Linked DNA regions of Mus musculus: region 2 is linked to region 1. The links are chromatin loops, found by intact Hi-C in ENCODE. Cell type or tissue: gastrocnemius. All regions are shown on one strand.

Region 1 (8,000 bases):
AGCTTCCAAATCTTGTCAAGACTAACCACAGGCCATCTTATCTTGACGCTTCATTAGATATTGTCTTCTGAGTGTTGTGAAGAGAAAAAGGCTGGAAAGCACTTTCATTTGTTCTTAAATAAAAAAAATCAAGACCTATCTTGTTTATTATTATTATTATTATTATTATTATTATTATTATTATTATTATTGATGTTTTACCTGCATCTATTTCTGGGCACCACATCTCAAAGGTCAGAATAGTTCATCAGATCTGGAACTGGAATTTTAGGTGGTTGTGAGTCACCATTGTAGGTGCTGGGAATTGAATCCAGGTCCTCTGAAAAAGCAGCCAATACTCTTAACTGCTGAGCTGCCTCTCTAGGCTTTATTTTTAAAAATATGATAATAGCCGGGCGTGGTGGTACACGCCTTTAATCCCAGCACATTGGGAGGCAGAGGCAGGCAGATTTCTGAGTTCGAGGCCAGCCTGGTCTACAAAGTGAGCTCCAGGACAGCCAGGGCTATACAGAGAAACCCTGTCTCGAAAAACCAAAAAAAAAAAAAAAAAAAAATGATAATAATAACATTGCTGGGCAATAGTGATACACACCTTTAATCCTAGCACTTGGGAGGCAGGGCGGTGGATCTCTGTAAATTTGAGGCCAGCCTGAACTACAGAGTGAGTTCCAGGACAGCCAAGGCTACACAGAGAAACCCTGTCTTGAAAAACCAGAATAGGGACTGGAGAGATGGCTCAGCAGTTAAGAACACTGGCTGCTCTTCCAAAGGTCATGAGTTCAATTCCCAGCAACATATAAACATAAAATAAATATTTAAAAACAAAAAAGAAAAGAAAAAACAAAATAACAACAACAATACCAACATTATAACAGTAAATTATTTATTTACTAGTTTATTTATATACTCTTATTTTATTTTTGGGTTTTTAAAAAGACTTATTTATTATTATGTCCAAGTACACTGTAGCTGTCTTGAGATGCACCAGAAGAGGGCATCAGATCTCATTACAGGTGGGTTGTGAGCAACCATGTAGTTTCTGGGATTTGAACTCAGGACCTTTAGAAGAGCAGTCAGTGCTCTTATCCATTGAGCTATCTCACCAGCCCTACTTTTGGCTTGAGATAAGATGTTGTGTATCCTTTCAACTACTGACCCTCCTGCCTTACCTTCTGAGTACCAGGAGGACAGGTATGCTCCACTATGTTTCATCTAGTTATTATTTATTACTGTTATTATTATTTTTTTCTTCAAGACAGGGTTTCTGTGTAGCCCTAGCTGTCTGGGAACTCACTCTGTAGACCAGGCTGGTCTTTAACTCAAAGCTCTGCCTGCCTCTGTCTCCCATGTGCTGAACTTAAATGGCCATTTACTGACTTTGCTAAACAATTTACATATTTGTTACTGAAATCTCACAAAACTCTATGGTTATTATTACTTTCATTTTATTTTATTTTATATAATTTATTTATTTAAAGATCTAGTTATTTTATGTATGAGTGCTCTATCTGCATGTACACCTGCATGCCAGAAAAGGGAGCATCAGATCCTATTACAGATGGTTGTGAGCCACCATGTGGTTGCTGGGAATTGAACTCAGGACCTCTGGAAGAGCAGAGGTTCTTAACTGCAGAGCCATCTCTCCAGCACCCATAGAAATGGGAACAGGGCTCAGCAAAGTTAAGGGGTATCCTTATGGCCATCCAATTACTAGGCTCTGGTGGGCTGTATATTCACTTTCTTTTTAGGTTTATTCGTTATTTTTAATTATGCGTGTGTTGGTGTGCCTGTATGAAGAAGCGAGTGTAGTGCACAAGAAGGCCAGAAGAGAGTATAGAATCCCCTAGCGTTAGAGTCACCTACAATTGAGAGCTGCCTGACACAGGATCTCTGCAAGATCAGTAAGCACTCTGACTACTAAGGCATCTTTTTAGCTCCCGCATCCACCCTTCTAACACCTGTGCTCCTATAGGTCAATTTTATTTGTTGGGTTTTTTTTGTTTTTTTTTTTTGAGACAGGGTTTCTCTGTATATCCCTGGCTTTCCTGGAGCTGGCCTAGAACTCAGAAATCCGCCTACCTCTGCCTCCCGAGTGCTGGGATTAAAGGCGTACACCACCACGCCCGGCTTATAGGTCAATTTTAATGCTACTGCTTTTAACTGTATTGCAAGTTTATTCTGTACAGGGCATTATTTTAAGCACATTACAGACAATTAGTATTGCCACCTTACAAATTAAGGACAGTGAGGCTCAGAGAAATAACCTTCCTAAGAGCACAAGCTAATAAATCCAGAAGTCTGGTTCCAATCACATGCTCTTGGTTTTTTTTTTTTTTTTTTTTTTTTTTTTTTTTTTTTTTTTTTTTGTTTTCCATGGCTAGGAACTCAACAGGGCCTCACACATGCCAAGCAAGTGCTTCGTATGCCCAGGCCCCAAGCACATGCTCCTGGGTCCCAGGAAAGCTTCCTAGCTGAGAGGATGATGAGATGGAGATACTCTGGTGGCCGTCCAGGGATAAAGGGTCTAACTTTCTCATTCCTGAACGAATGATGAGGTAGAAGGGTCTCTGACTGGGCGGCTGCTGTAGAGCTTGTTTGTTCCTTCCTGTGTTTGCAGCTCACACCTGCTGCCCCGTGGCCTGGCTAGAATGCTTGGAGCCCTTAGAGTAGGCACTTGTGGAGAAGCCATGTCATGCACAGGCTCTGGCTTACAGCTGCCCATGGACTGCATTCTTTTCCATGTGCATCATCACAGTCTGGAGCCTCCTGCAGCCTATCCCCAGACCTCAGGGCCTGAGTGAGTAAGCTGGCAGTGGATGGGTGAGGGCAATCCATCTTTCTGAGAGAATCAGCCTCACAGGCTTAGCCACCCACATCTGTAACTCTGGTCAGATGCCTAGCCTGGTTGGGGGCGGGGAGGGGGGGAAGCTGGCCATCTGACTTCCAGGACAAAGCGACAAGAGCTTAGTGGTCCAGAGGCATTTTCTGGGTAGCTGCAGGCTTGCAGTGCACACAGCTACTGGAGTGGAGTAGGGAACGAACGCCAAAGAAGAGCTGAGGCTGACGGGCTTCTTGATACTCACACCTCGAAAGGAACCAAGCTTCCCATAACTGAATTCATCTTTATTCTGCAGCTGTCCTCCTGTGGATTTCCCAGGGGTCTCCTATGTGTACCTGCATGCTATTGCCATTGGTATTGCTGGTTATGTGCGTTCATTCCTCATAATGAGAGGTTGAGTTTCTATTAAATACCACATAAGCCTCTTACCAGAGAAGACTAGCACTTTAGAAGCCTTTTTGTATTGATAATTTTATCTAGTATATATTCATGCCATGCCATGAAGAAATTTGGTTGTTACTGACACTTGAGAGGTGGAGGCTGGAGATCAGAAATTTAAGGTCACCTTGGGCTACATAGTAAACTCCAGGCTAGCTTGGGCTACCTGAGACCCTATGTCAACAAACAAGAATTCATTTTTGTTCTAAAATTTTTTATTATTTATTTATTTATAGATTTATTGTTAGTGTTTATGAATATTTTGTCTGCATGTATATATGTGTACCACATACATGCCTGGTGCCTATGGAGATCAAAGAGGGCATTGGATCCTCTGAAACTGGAGTTATAGACAGCAGTGAGCTACCATGTGGGTGCTTGGGAAATACTCTTATAAGAAAAAGTGTTCTTGGCACTGGAGAGATGGTTCAGTGGTTAAGAGCACTGACTGCTCTCCCAGAGGTCTTGAGTTCAATTCCCAGCAACCACATGGTGGTTCACAACCATCTGTAATGAGATTTGATGCCCTCTTCTGGTGTGTCTGAAGACGGCTACAGTGTACTTATGTATAATAAGTAAATCTTAAAAAAAAAAGAAAAAAGAAAAAGTGTTCGTAACCACTGATCCATCTCTCCAGTCCCTGCTTTTAAATTTTTATTTTTAATTTAATTTTACTTTACCTTTTTCTTGTACTTTTTATTTCTAATTTTATTTATTTCTATTTTTAAAATTTATTTACTTATATCTGGATCACAGCCTCCCTTCCCTCTTCTCCTTTCAGTTCCCCCCCCCCCAATCCCCTTCTCCTCAGATCATTTTATGTTTTTTGAGACAGGATAGCCCTGGCTGTCTGGAACTTGCTTTGTAGCCCAGGCTGGCTTCAAATCCACAGAGATCCACCTGCTTCTACCTCCTGCCTCCTGAGTTATGGAACTAAAAGCATGACAAGCCACCATCACTGGGCCTGTTTTTAAACTTTTAAAATAAGAATCTTGTTTGTGGGTGTGTGTATAAAATGCCATACAAGGAATATTCATGTATCTATTTATTCATGTATTAACTCATTCAGCACACATGCATGGGATATCTAGTGCATGTGTGTGCAGTGCATGTATTTGTGCATACATGAGGACCACAAGGGGGCCATGGCTCCCTGGGAGTGTTTGTAGGATGCTGGCTTGCCCCTTGGGCTCTGGGATCTGAGCTTCTGAATAATGTCTCTAGACCAGGACCTGTGGTTTTAGAGCATCCTATTATTTATAATCTTTACACAAATCAGATTGTTTAGAAGGATCTGGGGGAATGGGCGTGGGCAAATACAAATCTTTGTCTCGGTCTCAGAAATCTACCACATACTATCAAGAATGGGAAGGGAAGGGGGCTAGAGAGATGGCTCAGTGCTCAAGAGTACTGGCTGTTCTTTCAGAGGACCTAGGTTCAATTCCCAGTATTCACATCATGGGCTATAGTTCTACAGGATCTGACACCCTCTTCTCCTCTGTGGGCAGTAGGCACATAAGTGGTACACAAAACATCCATACCCACAATTCTATAAAAATATAAACTAACTAGCTAACTAACTAACTATCTAACTAACAGAATGGGAAGTGAAGACAGAGCTATTCTGGAGTGGAAGAAATCAGGCGATACACAAGTGCAAGTACTCAGGGGTACACTTCAAAATTCAACATTGTCCTGTGAGGACAGGAACCCATTGTATTAGTAACTATAGCCTCAGTGTCCAGAGTAGCTCTTTGCATGAATCTGCACTCAAGAAACATTTGATGGGGCTGGAGAGGTGGCTCAGTGGTTGCCAGCACTTTCTGCTCTTGCAGAAGACCTAGGCTTGTTTCCCAGGACCCACAGTGGCTTGCAACTGGCTCTTACTCCAGTTCCGGAGGATCTAATGTCCTCTTGCCTCCTGGTGGGTACATGGTACACACAGACTCACACAGGTACACAGACATGTACACATAAAAAATAAATCTTTTGTGTTTTGTTTTGTTTTTGAGAGAAATTCTCTTATGAGGATTAAAGGCCTGTAACACTACATCTGGCTAATACGTAACTCTTTAAGATAAAGAGAGAGGGAGGGAGGGAGGGGAGTTGGAGGAAGGGAGGGAGTATTTGACAAGGCCTGAAGAATGGCTCAGACACTTGTTGCCAAGCCTGATGCTCTGAGTTCAATCTCTGGGAGCCACCTGGTGGAAGGAGAGAACCCTGCCAGTGGCCCTTTAACTTCTACATGCATGCTACGGCATGCATGGATGTCCCATCCACTAAATAAATTTAATAAACAAATAAACAATAAAAAAGAAATTTACAGGGATCAGTGGTGGCACACACTAATCCCAGCATTGGGGAGGCAGAGGCAGGCAGATTTTTATGAGTTTGATGCCAGCTGTGACTACAGAGCAAGTTCTAGGACAGGGAGGGGCTACACAGAGAAATCCTATCTCAAAAAACCAACCAACCAACCAACCAGCCGGAAGGGAGTAAGGGAGGGGGGAAGGGAGAAGAGAGAAGAGAGAAGCCAGACACAAGGGACCATATATTACACTGCAATTCCATTATTTGAAGGGCATTTCATTTAGACATGGTTTCACTATGTACACTGCAATTCCATTATTTGAAGGGCATTTCATTTAGACATGGTTTCACTATGTACCCCAGGCTGGCCTTGGTCTTACAATGATCCATTTGTCTCAGCTTCCAAGTGATGGGGTTACAGGTATGTGCCATCATCAACTGGCAACTTCCATTTAGTTGAAATGCCCTGAACAGGCAAATCCACAAAGACAGAAAGCAGGGCCGTGCTCACCTAGCTCTGGGAACGTGAGACATTGGAGAACAATGCCTAAAGTGTGCAGGAATTCCTTTGAAGATAAGAATGTTCTAAAATGGACTGTAGTCATGAGTGCACATGACTCTGGCAATATTCAAAAAGTCATGGAATTACACACAAGTGAGTAAAGCTGTGAATTTGTAAATATATCTCTTCCCTCAAGAAAATTATCAGAAGAGAAACACTTGATGTATACGTTGATGGATAAATGAGAGGTGGTGGCTCTTGTCCTACTGCCACTTAGAACCGTGTCTAGTGGTAGGTGAGAACTCCCCTCTCCCTTTACCCACACATCTACCCACTCACCCCTCCTCCCTTTACCCACACATCCATCTGCCCAGCAGTCACTCAGAGTGTCAAGCAGGATGCTGAGCAGAATGATGCTCACTGACAATGACTCAGCAGCAACGGAGGCTGTTGTGCCTGCCTGCTGTCCTGGAGCACACACATTTAGATGGATGGCTTCTTTCCTTTTCTCTCTTCTCTCCATCCCCCTCCAACTCTTTTTGAGACATGGCCTCATTATGTTAACAAGGTTAGCCTTGATCTTCCTAATTTAGTCTCCACTGGAGTGCTAGGACTACAGGTTAGGTCACCAGGCCCAGATCCTTCTTCTTATCAGAATTCCCCAAAAGTCATATTTCTATTCTTAAGTCCTGACTTCAAAGGATGAATCCCAATCTCTTGGACTGAATCTCTCTTAAAATGAGCCGACCCCAAAGGGAAACGAGCACGGAATTCTGATGTTAACTGCACTGGCTGGTTTTAAATTACAAAGATAATCTCCTGTGATCATCATCACCTTCTGCTCCCTCTTCCTCCTCCTCTTCCTCCTCCTCCTTTTGTCCTTTCAACTAAGAAAAGAACTCAAGCCAGGTCTAACAGTGTATTCCAGGATGGAGGTGGCTGAGGCAGGAGGATACATAGAAAAAGACTGTCTCAAAAACCACAAAACCAAACCCAAGCAAAAGTCCAACCTCCCTCTGGGTTGCAGATTAATGAAAACAACTAGCCTGCTTAGAGCTGTTACTTGTAGTCTCTAGAAAGGATGAGCACTGCACACAATAAGGGTCAGGGAGCTACAATGCTTTTTGTAAACTCTGCACATTATCAGTGAAATTAGCTTATAAACCTTGAATATAAAATGTCCTTTCCCAGAAGAGGCTGTGCCTGCAGCTTAGGACCACTGACGTCTCCATCCTCAAAGTCTATGGAGAGGATGAGCTGGGATCTTGAGGAGAGCACGTTGATTCCTGGGACAGCAGAGGCACGGGACATTTGTTAAGGACCCAACCCCCAACCCCCAACCCCTTTAATCCCATCACTCGGGAGGCAGAGGCAGGCAGATTTCTGAGTTCGAGGCCAGCCTGGTCTACAGCGTGAGTTCCAGGACAGCCAGGGCTACACAGGGAAACCCTGTCTCAAAAAACAAAACAAAAACAACAAAGGAGCCAAGCCTCTAGGAAGAGCTTGTGCCCCACACCGAGGAGGCCAGTGAGGAAGCTTCACGGAGCCTCTTGACTCTGGCCCGTGGGCCACTCACACCTCTGCTACTTACAAGTTATCACTCCACCTGCACAGCACAGCTAATCCTTTTGCCCTACAGTTTCCTCTTCAGTAAGGTGGGCTAACCTCACAGGACCACACACAGGACTAGCTGCTGTCCCTTCAGTTGGGGTTTTAGCCCTTCCATGCCTTTCCAGTCCCCACACTCAGCCTTCCATGCTTGCTCCTCTTTCTTCAGAATATCCTTGCCCACTTGCATGCGTGTGCGTGCATGTGGGTGTGTGCTTGTGTGTGGGCACATGCGTTTCTGTGGCCCTGTGTCTTTATTTCACTCTTTTCAGACCCTGAGGCTCCCTGGGAAAACCACATTGG
Region 2 (8,000 bases), 53 kb after region 1:
TACAAGTGCCTGGGACACACTTTTTTACATATGCACAATTGTTGCTGCTGTTCAGCTGAGGCAAGTCAGCTAAGGAGCTCAGCACGGTCAGCCTCAGTCTCTGCTGTGACTGCGGATTAGCTCCTTGGCTTCTGAGAGCTCTGAACCCACCCCCAACAGAACCCCAGCTTTCCTCCCCATGTTCAGTTTCTCAGCCTATCCCCAAGTGCTCAGTGCCTTGGAATGTAAACCAAGAGAAAGAACTGGACGAAGGGAGGTGACCTCCTCCAACCGCTGGTCTCACTACCTGGACCAAGTGTTTATTTTAGCTTCCAGTCCAAAGAACATTTTTTTTTTTGACAGAGAAAAAACTTCCCTAAGCTGCAATAAAGGTGAGTGTTCTATTTCCTTCTTTATTTGGTTAATATTACACTACCCACCTAGGCGGAGTCTTTCTTTCTTTTGAGACAAGGTCTTGCTGTGTTGACCAGGCTCACCGGGAACCTGTAATCCTGTCTTAATCCTGCAAGTGCTAGGTTATGATTGTGTGTTACTATGACTGGCTCATTCAATTATCTTAATAAATCAATAATTACCTTAATGAAATACTTAAAAATACTGATTCTACAAAGAAACTTGTAGCACTAATAAATGAGTCTGCACTAGCACATGATAAAGACAATTTCTTTTTGAGACAGGGTTGCACTGTATAAGACCGAGTAGCCTCAACTTTGCTAAGTAATCCAGGTTAGCTTCGGACTCATGATCTCTGCCTCAGCCTCCCAAGGGCTAACTATACAGGTCTGAATTACTACACCTGCATTGACTTCTGTGCTCTTACAATGGGAAGTTGGCAAAAGTAACTAAAAGACAACAATGCCATGAGACCAGGGTGCACTGGCACACGACTGTCATTCTGGGTAGAGGCTGGAGGGCCAAGAGTGTAGTGCCATCCTTGTCTGCACACTGCATTTGAAACCAGCCTGGGCTAAATGAAACCCTGGCTCAAAGAACCAAAAAGACAACAATAGAGACAGAAAAATAAAACACTGCTATTTACAATAGGAGCAGCAAACAGCACGTTTACGTTAATACAAGTAAACCTGATCCAGCACTTCCTATCTGTACACTAAACACTATGAACACGGAGAGGGGTCAGAGACCCCAGGGGGATGCACTATGTTCACAGACTAAGAGAGTCACATACATGTGTCTTCATAATTTCAATTTCAACCAAATGTTTGTCTGTGGAAACTCTCAAGTATGTTCTAATAATATTCTGTTTTAATTTTCCTTCCTCTCTCCCTCCTTTCCTTCTTTCCTCCCTCTCTCCCTCTCCCTTCCTTCCTTACTTTCCTTTTTCTTTTTGAGTCAGTCTTACTATATAGCCTTGGCTGGTCTAGAACTCATGGTAAATACCTTGCTTTGGTCTCCTGAGTGCTGAGATTTTAGACGTGTTACCATGCCCAGACACAGAGCAATGTTGATAGAGAAAACACTGAAGCACAAGTCTACTTTATATTAATAGAAATGTCCAAAGGATCTAGAAACAAACACACGCCTATCTGGTTAACTTACTTGCTTCATTTTCTCTGGCAGTGGACCTAGGGTCTAGCCCAGTGTCATGCACACAGTAGGCAGCTACTCCAAAACTGAGCTCCACTTATAGCTCCCTGGTTCTTAAGCAAGTTTATTTTTGTTTTTCTTGTATGTATATGGGTGTCTTGACTGCATATCTGTCTGTGCACCACATGCATCCTTGGTACCCACGTAGGCCAGAAGAGAGCGTGAGATTGCTTGGAACTGCAGAGAGTTATAAGCTGTCTGTGGGTGCTGTGATGTGAGCCTGGGTCATCTGCAAGAGCAGCCACTGCTCTTAACTGGTGAGCCATCTCTCCAGACCCAAAGTATGTACTTTTTGCTGTTGTAAATAAAGCTTTTAGAAGATTTTATCTTTCTTTTGTGAATATGTTTTTATTTCTCTTTGGTAAAGTCTTAAAGTAGAATTGTTGCCTGTTTTCCAAAGTAATGGTAACCTCTCTCTTCCCACCAACAGCAACTGAGAAGTGCAGCTGTCTCACATCTTGGATGGCATTTGGTATCATCAGTCTTCACTCAGGCACTCTAGCAGGTGTGAAGTGACAGCTCATGGTAGTTTAAGTTTGTGTCCTTGATGACTAATTCATATACTGTGCACTTTTTGAATTTTATAGTGACCCTTTACATATATTCCTTTGTGAAGTGACTCATAAAGTCTTTTGCTCAGTTTTTAATAGGTGGCTTTTGTCTTTATATTATTGACTGGTAGATGCTCTTTATATATGCTGATGTATTAAGATGTGTATGTATAAAACATAATTTCTCCCATCTGACATTTGATTTCTTTCTTTCTTTCTTCTTCTTCTTCCTCTGTCCCCTTTCTTTCCTTCAAAAGAGTTCAACAAGGTGTCATGAGTCCCAGGTGAACTGAAGCTTGCTATGATTTGAAGACTGAACTGTCACTTCTGCCTCTATTTCTGGAGTGATAGGATTTGACCACCAGGCCTGGTTTTTGTGTTGCTGTGGATCAAACTCATGGTTTTATCTGTGGTAGACTGGCAATCACTCTACCACCTGAGCCATGTCGCCAGCCTTTGTATTTCATTTAATGATCTTATTAAGCAAAACCTTTTTAAAGATATCAAACTTTACTACGAACATCAATAAATTGGAGCTTTCACACATGTAGTTAATGGGAATGTAAAATAATACAGCCACAGTCTAGCAGTTCTGTAAAACATAAAAATGTCATGACCCAGCATTCCACTCCTAAATACATAACCAAGAGAAATAAAAATATACATTCACACAGAAACCTGTTTGCCAGTGTACATAATAGCATTATTTATGGTAGTCAAAAAATGGAAAAAACCTAGTGTTTAGATGAATGGTATAATCATTCAATGAAATATTATTTGGCCATAAAAAGGAATGCAATATTGATCTGTGTTATGACATGGGTAACACCTTTAAAATACTAAATAAAGGGAGTCAGACACAGAAATCTCTGCATTGCATGGTTCCATCCATAGGAAGTATCCATAATAGACATTAGCCATATAGGCAGTAGGTCAATGAGTAGTTATATAAATCTGGGAGTATATATATATATATATATATATATATATATATATATATACATATATATATATATATATGGGAGTTATATAAATCTGGGAGGTAAGGAGAAAAATATGCTACTGAAACATACATGAGTTTTGTTCCCTAAAGGGGGCAGTTTAAAAAAATCACTAAATTGACAACTGAGGAGATGCCCAAGTTGGCAAATGCTTGCTGTATAAGCATAAAGACCTGAGCAGATCCCAGCACCCAGGTAAAAAGCTACCACAGCTGCCTGTGCCTATAATCTCCTCACTGGGGATGTAGAGACAGGAGGATCCTTGTGGGTACACTGCCAGCCATCATGGCTGTATCAGAGAGCTTCAGGTCTAGTGAAGGACCCTGCCTGAAACTATAAGGATGATGGAGAAAGACACCTGATAGCAACCTCTAGCTTTCAACACACACACACACACACACACACACACACACACACACACACACACTGAAGAGCCCATGAGTTTAATTCAAACTGCACGTCCTAGCAATCTGAACTTGAGAAAGCTAATTCAAACAGGCTGTTGTGAGGACTGAGTGAGTAAATAAATGTTCTTAGAATGGTGATTCAGAGCTAGCAGTGATTTGCTAATTATTATATAACAATTATTATGGCCTAATAATAGATCCTAATTCCTGTATATCTCAAGGTATTTCCAGTTAGTCTAGTTTTACTTGGTTTTCCAGTATACTCTTTGTCTCAGCCAAATAAGCAAACAAATCAAATAAAAAACCCCTGGAATCCCCCATCTCCAAGTGTTCCCTTACAGGATGAAGGAAAGAACTCTGGTGTTGTTGTGAAGCCACTCAGGGGTCACGACATCCCTCCCAGGTGCTGTCTTCACTCCTCGGGGCTGTCTGGACTCTCCCTCACTCCCTTCTTGGAGCTCCCTGATAGCTTTATCCCTAGCCATTTTGTCCTCTGACTTCTTTTGAAGTCACTCAGGCCAGCCTTTCCCTTGGGATACCCCTGTGCCAGCCTTGCCGATAGCTGGGATAAGAGCTATGTGCTGCTGTGCTTGGCTGTTATACCCAGTTTTGCTACTGAAAACAAAGTCTTCTCTTGTTTGTTGATATGAATGCTATTTTCTTTAAAAATGAAATAAAACAATGTGTTGGCTTTAGTATACTTTGACCACCTACCTTGTAGGTTTTAATATTTCTAATAGATTTCAGTTTGATTCCAGGGGAGTTATTAATCACATCACCGATTCAGTTATGTGATTTCCTCTTTCCCTTTCAATTTTTTTATGCCTCATTTATTTCTGCTGCCTAATCATTATTACCTTCAGAAAATGCAATCTAACAGAAGCAAATAGGAAACACTGGAATTTTTTTATAACTATATTGAGATATCCATCTCATTTCTTCCTTCTGAAAGAAGAACATGATAAATATTTAAGTTTTAAGATGAACTTAAGATATATATTAATATATTTTTATACATAAAAAATACATGAAAAAATGGTTCTCCAAAAACATGTGTTCAGGGGCTGGGAAGATGGCTCAATGCATGAACTGCAGGCTATGAAAGCAGGACCACCTACGTGTGGGTCCTCAGAGCGTGTGCCAAGCTCCATGTAGGGGCTCAGGCATCTGTAACTGCAGTCCTGCAAGAGAGAGACAGAGGCAGTAAAAGGAGAGTCCCCAGGAGCTTGCTGATGGCATACACAGCAATGAGCAACAGATCCTGATTAAACATGGTGACCACCACCTGAGATGGTCCACTGACCTTCATCTGCATGCTGTGACTCACACACACACATACACACACATGCACATGCACTAACACACACGCAGAGGGAGATAAGAATGTGTATCCAGCATACTCTGTAGTATGCAATGAGAATTATCCACGGAAATCCTAGCCATGGTGGGTGGCACCTGACTGGCAGGCAGTAGTGGCAAGTGTACAGAAGCCGGTTTGGCTCTGTTCATTTCATTTTCTGCACTGCTCCTTTTCTATAAGCAGATATCACTTGGATCAGAAAAAACATAAGCAAACAGGGGGAAAAGAATGCATGAAGGCCGTGGTGCTGAACTTGGGTCTTGGTGCCTCAAGTCCCTATGGCCACACTTGCTGGACTCCAGCCAGCTTTGGGACCTGCTTCAGAAATGCTTTATCTATGTCTTCCATATGGCTGCACAGCCTCAGTGTGATCTGACATGACGACACTTCTCTTCGGCTCCTCTTTTCTCTGAATCCAGATGTTCTCTAACAAGTTCCCACTGTTAGATCTGTGTCTACATAACCAGGCAGACATACATCTTTTTTATTTTCTCAAATCTCTTAAGTATATATGTCTGTTTCCTGGCTCAGGCTTTTCCCACAACTCCCTGGACTGACCTGGACTACAGTACACCATGAGAAAAACTGTTTTCTTTTTTTTTAATTTTTTATTAGGTATCTTCCTCATTTACATTTCCAATGCTATCCCAAAAGTCCCCCATACCCACCCCCCACTCCCCTACCCACCCACTCCCCCTTTTTGGCCCTGGCATTCCCCTGTACTGGGGCATATAAAGTTTGCAAGTCCAATGGGCCTCTCTTTCCAGTGATGGCCGACTAGGCCATCTTTTGATACATATGCAGCTAGAGTCAAGAGCTCCGGGGTACTGGTTAGTTCATAATGTTGTTCCACCTACAGGGTTGCAGATCTCTTTAGCTCCTTGGGTACTTTCTCTAGCTCCTCCATTGGGGGCCCTGTGATCCATCCAATAGCTGACTGTGAGCATCCACTTCTGTGTTTGCTAGGCCCCGGCATAGTCGAAAAACTGTTTTCTAGTACTCTTGGGCACCAACTTTCCTTGAGCAAACACTTGCTAAAGTTAGTGGCTGCTGGGCTGTCTCTCAAGGATCTCCATGGAATGCTGTCCCTGCCAGGACATGAGTGCATTCCGGAGGCACAGCATTCTGTTCTGAAGTGAGTCCTCAAATCATACTGACCAGCTACTTAGGTAGGCAGGCCCTTCCTTCCCTTGCCCATCCAGACTTTGTGCCAGACTCCTTATGAAAGATGTCCAGGCATTTTCTGTTCTCAGATCTCTACACTAACTCACTGCTCCAAACCCTAACTCTTTTTTTAAATTTTTATTTCTTTTTTTAAAAATATTTTTATTAGGTATTTTCCTCATTTACATTTCCAATGCTATCCCAAAAGTCCCCCATACCCTCCCCCCCCACTCCCCTACCCACCCACTCCCACTTTTTGGCCCTGGCTGGGGCATATAAAGTATGCAAGTCCAATGGGCCTCTCTTTCCAATGATGGCCGACTAGGCCATCTTTTGATATATATGCAGCTAGAGTCAAGAGCTCCGGGGTACTGGTTAGTTCATAATGTTGTTCCACCTATAGGATTGCAGACCCCTTTAGCTCCTTGGGTTCTTTCTCTAGCTCCTCCATTGGGAGCCCTGTGATCCATCCAATAGCTGACTGTGAGCATCCACTTCTGTGTTTGCTAGGCCCCGGCCTAGTCTCACAAGAGACAGCTATATCTGGGTCCTTTCAGCAAAATCTTGCTAGTGTATGCAATGGTGTCAGCGTTTGGAGGCTGATTATGGGATGGATCCCTGGATATGGCAGTCTCTAGATGGTCCATTCTTTTGTCACAGCTCCAAACTTTGTCTCTGTAACTCCTTCCATGGGTGTTTTGTTCCCAATTCTAAGAAGGGGCAAAGTGGTCTTCGTTCTTCTTGAGTTTCATGTGTTTAGCAAATTGTATCTTGTATCTTGGGTATCCTAAGTTTCTGGGCTAATATCCATGTATCAGTGAGTACATATTGTGTGAGTTCCTTTGTGATTGGGTTACCTCACTCAGGATGATGCCCTCCAGATCCATCCATTTGCCTAGGAATTTCATAAATTCATTCTTTTTAATAGCTGAGTAGTACTCCATTGTGTAAATGTACCACATTTTTTGTATCCATTCCTCTGTTGAGGGGTATCTGGGTTCTTTCCAGCTTCTGGCTATTATAAATAAGGCTGCTATGAACATAGTGGAGCATGTGTCCTTCTTACCAGTTGGAACATCTTCTGGATATATGCCCAGAAGAGGTATTGCGGGATCCTCCGGTAGTACTATGTCCAATTTTCTGAGGAACTGCCAGACTGATTTCCAGAGTGGTTGTTCAAGCTTGCAATCCCACCAACAATGGTGGAGTATTCCTCTTTCTCCACATCCTTGCCAGCATCTGCTGTCACCTGAATTTTTGATCTTAGCCATTCTGACTGGTGTGAGGTGGAATCTCAGGGTTGGGAGAGCTAAAGCCATCTAATTTCTCTCCTGTCTCTCCTCTCTCTCCCTTCTCCCCTCTCTCTCCCCTCTCTCCTCTCTCTCCCCTCTCCCCTCCTCTCCCCTCTCCTCTCTCTCTCTCCCCCTTCCTTTTGTTTGTTTGTTTGTTTTTCGAGGCAGGGTAGTCTGTGCTATCCTGGAACTCCCTTTATAGTCCAAGCTGGCTTTGAACTCAGAGATCTGCCTGTCTCTGCCTCCCAAGTGCTGGGATTAAAGGTGTGTGCCACCACACTGTCCAGTATGTTCACTCATACTTTCTTTTCTTTTTCCTTTTCTTTCCTTTTCTTTTCTTTCCTTTCCTTTTCTTTTTTCTTTTTCTTTTCTTTCTTTCTTTTTAAAGATTTGTGTGTGTGTGTGTGTGTGTGTGTGTGTTGGGTGTTGGGATTCCCTGGAGCTAGAACTAAACTCAGTCCTCTACAAGAGCAGCAAGCATTCTTAACCACTGAGCCACGTCAAAAGTCCCTCTCTGATTTCTGAAGTCAATTCCATTCGCCCCCTCAACATCTGTTGCCCACCTTCCCTGACCTGGTTAACAGCACTTCCTCTCTCACTTTCTTTTCTGTTTGCCTTTA

Evidence for each region. Hi-C counts contacts between places; a loop is a spot of excess contacts. Peaks named below come from ENCODE experiments on the same cell type or tissue, not always from the same donor. Only the 100,000 strongest peaks of a DNase experiment are listed, where the experiment ranks them.
Region 2: a loop joins it to region 1, with 1.9 times the contacts of the local background. A loop is called at or near these places in 1 of 42 quality-filtered maps.

The regions. Positions count from the first base shown.
Region 1 is chr2:91,296,573-91,304,572 of GRCm38, forward strand. The region is part of intron 4 of 1110051M20Rik (RIKEN cDNA 1110051M20 gene); the gene reads right to left. Among named protein-coding and RNA genes, the nearest start is that of Arfgap2, 35 kb to the left of the region's middle. In gastrocnemius, CTCF peaks have their summits at 963 (motif pointing right) and 4,412 (motif pointing right); no DNase peak of the experiment used is centred here; H3K27ac peaks cover 240 bases.
Region 2 is chr2:91,349,949-91,357,948 of GRCm38, forward strand. The region is part of intron 3 of 1110051M20Rik (RIKEN cDNA 1110051M20 gene); the gene reads right to left. Among named protein-coding and RNA genes, the nearest start is that of Arfgap2, 89 kb to the left of the region's middle. In gastrocnemius, no CTCF peak of the experiment used is centred here; DNase peaks (open chromatin) are centred at 4,776 and 5,217.